2 separate regions of the Homo sapiens genome follow, and region 2 is linked to region 1. The links are chromatin contacts, found by Hi-C or POLR2A ChIA-PET in ENCODE. All regions are on one chromosome and are shown on one strand. Each heading gives the region's core, a stretch centred on a gene start or an enhancer-like site at or near the end of the contact. The rest is flanking DNA. Distances are from core to core; before and after follow the strand shown.

Region 1 (2,743 bases), core at 88-2,587:
TTCCTTCAAAACTGGGAGATTCCTGGCCCTTATTCAAGAGGTCCCCCCTATGACTAGCTGCCTCCTCAGATAAACAACATTTCCAGTGATCTTTAATGGATGATTATGGGGTTCTGTGATGCCCTTCGGTGTAACACATTTGTGTATTTTTTGTTTGTTTTGCAGAGATGGGGTCTTGCTATGTGGACTAGGCTGGTCTCAAACTCCTGGGCTCAAGAGATTCTCCTGCCTTGGGCTCCCAAAGTGCTGAGATTATAGGCATGAGCCACCACACCCAGCCCATATTTGTGTTTTAATTGTGGACTTCCTTCACTTTTAGCTCCTTTAAATAAAAGATTCAGGCATTAGAGGTATTGTGTCCTGTTAAGAGGAAGGACATTGGGGTGGGGGGCCTAGTAAGCATTTGGCGTCTCCCATATTACACAGTGTAAGTGACTTTTGATGGCTTCAATAGGCAGCCTAGCCTATTAGTACTGCAGCTGGGGACCCACATGGTATCTGGTATTTCTACCACAAGTTAGCTGAGGTATTTGTAAAATCAGCATATTCTTAGGTGCATGTTGTCTAAATCATGACTGCCAAGCTCCCAGGAGGAACTCGACTATCCTGTATTTCCAGGATTTCTCCCTTTTTCGGCTGCACCCGGTTGAGCACTTGCTTGTAAGCCCAGGTTTCCATGCCTAGAACTAATGGTTACCCCAAGGCCCTCTCTTTGCCCTGCAACTGGATGGAATGTATCCCATGAACTCTAAAGGGAACCCAGCAGACAGAACATAGCAGTCACTACCTTTAGAAGAAGCATCCTCAATTAGTTCTCTTTCAGGCTGGAGTTACTCCCGGGCTGGGAGTATCCAGCTTCAGGGAAGGGCTGTCAACCCTGACCCCTGACCCCTCAGGCACGGGGTTGGCTTCTGCAGACATTCCCAGGGCACCCCCTTCTGCCAAGCTTGGGTGTGGACAAGTGTAATTAATCGGGTCCTCACCACCAAAGCTTGTTCAGATTTGTCAGTTGGTTGTTTTTTAAATTATTCTGTTTGTCATTCTTCTCACTGAGGCAGCGGGCTGTTTATCCTACAACACACAGGCAAAGGTGAATCGTGTTAAATGCAGGGAGGAATTAGGGGAGAAGGATTTGGTTTGATGGGGAATTTTCAGAGGAAACGAAAATCAAGTTTATAGATAAAAACAAGGTAGGAAGCAAAGGATTGGGAGATTTTCAGCCTGTATTACAAAGAATCGACTCTTGCTTCTTCCTAGATGCTGAGTCTACATGGATTAGAAGAGAGACGCTCACTTCATCCAGGACACAAAGAGAGCAAGCTTGCAGAGCACTTGCCCAGGCCTGCATCCGCCTTCCCTGCCTTCCCTCGGATGGGGCTGGGTGATTGCAGCGGCCTTCACCACATTGGGTAGAAGCAGGGAGACATGCAAATTAGAAAACCAGGAGATCGTCACAGCAGATCAGTTTTCAAAATCTGGGCTGGACATAAACTGGAGTACTTCTAATCTGATCAGGACACCTGGGGCTGTGGCAGGAAGCAAATTCTATTTTTCAAAAGACAGGAGAATTGCTCTGAGTATCGTGATGGCTCGCATCATCTTTTCCACCAAAATTCCAAGACGCCTTAGCGTTGCTGGATATGTATTGTAAGCCCTACAGCCTTCATCTCATCCAGACACTCGAGATAAAGAAATGTTAGCCGGAGTTTAAACCATAAGAACAGATATGACTGAAATGGACCTCATTTCACCGGAGATTCCCAAGTCAGATTCACAAACACATGGGGCGTCCTGGTGGATAAACCTTTCCCCGGAAGACACATTTGTGAAGAGTCTTGGCCCCCAGTGTTGAGACTGATTCGGCGTCCTGAAATAACAACCCGCTGCCGAGGCACTCCACTCGGAAGGGCGTGAGAGCCTGACCTCTGAGGCTGAAATTACAGACCACCCTGTCAGGATGCACGGAGCATGTCGAAGAGGACGAGGCTGGTGCCCGACAGTTGACGCAGCCCGCCTGTTGGCCACAGGGAGCCACTGAAGGCAGATCTCACGTCACGATCAGTGGCCTCTGCACGTCTCTGTGAGGCTGGGGAAATGTCAGGGACTGAGGGACTCCCACTTCATCTGCAAGGGGAACAGGGAAAGGCCATCAGTACCTTCACAAGAACAGAAAAGCTTCCAAAGCAAACTGGAGCATGTCACTTGGTGCGACGCACATGCCGCACGGCCAGCCACCGCCACTCCCCAATTTCTCCTTTGCTGGGAAAGCCCTAGTTTTGTCATGGTGTCCACACATCTCCTCTAAGGCTCAGAGGCAAACCTCAGCATTTTCAGCCAGTTCTAATGGCTCCATTCCCCCAGGCAGTGATTTATCTAGGGACGTGGTTGTGCCCATTTCTGGCCATATGCAAAATAAGAGGGAATGGGGAGGGAGTTCTAAGAAATGTTTTCTGGTTTATAAAGAGTTAGGAGGCTGGGCATGGTGGCTCACGCCTGTAATCCCAGCACTTTTGGAGGCCGAGGCGGGCAGATCACGAGGCAAGAGATCCAGACCATCCCGGCCAACATGGTGAAACCCCGTCTCTACTAAAAATACAAAAATTAGCTGGGCGTGGTGGTGCGCGCCTGTAGTCCCAGCTACTCGGGAGGCTGAGGCAGGGGAATCGCCTGAACCTGGGAGGCGGAGGTTGCAGTGGGCCACGATAGTGCCATTGCACTCCAGCCTGGACAACAAGAGCGAAAC
Region 2 (2,743 bases), core at 109-2,608, 48 kb after region 1:
TGCACATGGAAATAGACTAGGTGCGCGCAGTGCTGAGCAGGGTGATCCCGGAGGCAAGAGGAGGGAAGAGCATTCTCAGTTAAGTAGAGGCCTTCCTGAACCTCTCCAAATTTTATTTCCACTAGAAGTATCTAGAAGTATTTTCTCTCGGTTTTTGTCTTATGTTTATCTATCTTTTTTTTGAGACAGAGTTTCGTTCTTGTTCCAGCTAAGGCTGGAGTGCAGTGGCACAATCTCGGCTCCCTGCAAACTCCGCCTCCCAGGTTCAAGAGATTCTCCTGCCTCAGCTTCCTGAGCGGCTGGGATTACAGGCATGCGCCACCACACCGGGCTAATTTTTTGTTTTTTTTTTAGTAGAGATGGGGGTCTCACCACGTTGGCCAGGCTGGTCTTGAGCTCCTGACCTCAGGTCATTTGTCCACCTCGGCCTACCAAAGTGCTGGGATTACAAGTGTGAGCCACCGCATCTGGACTATGTTTATTTTTTTTAAAACCAAGTTTGCTCTTAGATATTCAATTTCCATGGTATTGGTTTAAAATAATTATCAGACAGGGCGCAGTGGCTCATGCTTGTAATTCCACCACTTTGGGAGGCTGAGGCAGGCGAATCACCTGAGATCAGGAGTTCAAGACCAGCCTGGCCAACATGGTAAAACCCCTGTCTCTACTAAAAATATAAAATATTAGCCAGGCATGGTGGTGGGTGCCTGTAATTCCAGTTACTCAGGAGGCTGAGGCAGGAGAATCGCTTAAACCTGGGAGGTGGAGGTTGCAGTGAGCGCCACTGCACTCTAGCGTGAGTGACAATCTGAGATTCTGTCTCAAAAAAATAAAGATAAAATAAGTAAAATAATTATCAACCTATTATGGATGCAGGTACCCCACCTCCCATGGGAGCAGACCCTTGCATGTCTGAACTAACCGAGTTCCGAGAATTATACAGAGAGGCGGCACACTGGGTTGGTGGGGAGCATGAGCTTCGGAATAAAGCAGAGCTGAACTTCAGTCCCATCCTTGCTGCTCACCAGCTCTGTTACTTGCTGGACCTCCCAGTTCCTTGTCTGCAAAATAGCAAACCTGATCACTAAGGTAAGGAAGCATCTGCCAACCCACAGTAGGTACATTAACATCAGATTATTGCCTCATAATGTCGTTTGGAGGACTGAATTGATATTTGCTCAAACATCTTGTAAACTGTAAAGTGCTATAGGAACTTTTTAGTAGCAACTTATTTAGGCTGCTGGGAGGCCCTTGAGGTGGAAGAACCTAGAAAAGGTAAATTGCTCTCTTCAGTCCCCAAGTGCCTGGTTCACTGCCAAGAAACCACTCCCGAACTCAGGCTGCTCACCTGGGCTGCTGGCAGGAGGAAGCAGCCCCAGAACGGAGCCAAGCCAGAGCCGGAGAAACAGGTTCCTGCCTTCTCCGCTGACAGCCTGAGGCTCATGCTCTAATCTGCAAAAATGGCAGAAGTCGCTGTAGTGTTGTAGAACTGAACTGGGGTTGGCTCCCTGGTGTGGTAAGACCAGATATTTATATTGACCTGGATAGTGGGAGAAAGCAAAGTGTTTATTTGTAGGGAGCCAAGTGAGGAGGAAAGGGAGTCCCCACCTTTCTGATGGCTTGTAGATAAGGATTTTTTTTCCTTTTTTTTTTTTTTTTTGTTTTGAGACAGGGTCTCAACGCTGTTGCCCAGGCTGGAGTGCAGTAGCATGATCTCGGCTCACTGCAACCTCCACCTCCCAGGTTCAAGTGATTCTTGTGCCTCAGCCTCCCAAGTAGCTGGGATTACAGGAGCTCGCCACCACGCCCAGCTAATTTTTGTATTTTTAGTAGAGACGGGGTGTCACCATGTTGGCCAGGCTGGTCTCGAACTTCGGGGCTCAAGTGATCCACCCGCCTCAGCCTCCTAAAGTGCTGGGGCTCCAGGTGTCCACTGCCGCTCTGGCCTAAAGTGGCTTTTAAGAAAAGTTGCCACCTAGAGTATGGCATGCTCCATACCTTGGCATTTTGCTCTTTGCTCGCCTGGTTCCACTGGAAGCTCAGCAAGCTCACAGGTTCTCTCCCACACCCTGACTCAGGTCCCACGTCCATTTCCTCAGGCTCCAGAGAAAGTCCTCACCCCTGGGCCTCCCCAGGACCCCGGGGACACTGTACAGGGAAGACACATTGGAGACAACAGCCATGGTAGTCACAGGGCCCTCAACAGTGACATCAATTATATAAGGTTTGATGGCCTCACTTTCTCACTATAAAGCAAAGAATGCTGCCCATCTGGCAGCCAGGGAAAGTTCTGGAGTTGGGGACCCGGCCATCCTGTGGTGCTGCCTCAGGCTTTGACTTGGAGACTCACTGGGGCTCGGGAGATAGCCAGCCTGGAGCTGCCTCCTCTTCCTTTGCTTTGACAGTGACCGGATGCCCCCATCACCCAGTTGGCCTCACCCATACTGGGCCACTGCAGCCCAAGCCTGTGTCACCAGCCTCCTTCCAGACTCCCCCTCCACCAGTCGGTGACAAATTGAAGTGTCCCAGAGGAGCCAGTATTTGCTCCAAAGGAAGGCTGTGTGGTTGTTTCCTACCTCTAGTGCAACATCCAGGCTAGAAGAAGTATCTTTTGTGTTGATTCACACATGTCCTCACTAACCTACTTATCAGAAAGTGCTCTCAAAGCCACAGAGCATTACCCAAATATAAAGTGGTATTTTGATTGCTGTGGCCAAACTGCTGGCATCCAAATGAGTTTTTC

The links. A loop is a pair of places that touch in the nucleus more often than their neighbours do. ChIA-PET counts read pairs that join two places held with the same protein, here RNA polymerase II (POLR2A). Pooled maps may share reads with other maps.
Region 2: a map of PC-9 shows a loop between it and region 1 (4-fold over the local background). The contact joins two enhancer-like sites. A Hi-C loop is called at or near these places in 1 of 168 maps with a recorded cell type or tissue (PC-9) and 1 of 50 pooled maps. POLR2A ChIA-PET finds 5 or more read pairs at or near these places in 4 of 52 experiments (A673, H1, RWPE1 and 1 more).

Annotation. Positions count from the first base shown.
Region 1 is chr10:34,904,819-34,907,561 of GRCh38, forward strand. No RefSeq gene overlaps it. Among named protein-coding and RNA genes, the nearest start is that of LINC02635, 67 kb to the right of the region's middle. Within about 2 kb of position 1,338, at least 4 of the 41 ENCODE cell types and tissues checked have a DNase peak (open chromatin) inside an H3K27ac peak, as active enhancers do.
Region 2 is chr10:34,952,958-34,955,700 of GRCh38, forward strand. No RefSeq gene overlaps it. Among named protein-coding and RNA genes, the nearest start is that of LINC02635, 19 kb to the right of the region's middle. Within about 2 kb of position 1,359, at least 4 of the 41 ENCODE cell types and tissues checked have a DNase peak (open chromatin) inside an H3K27ac peak, as active enhancers do.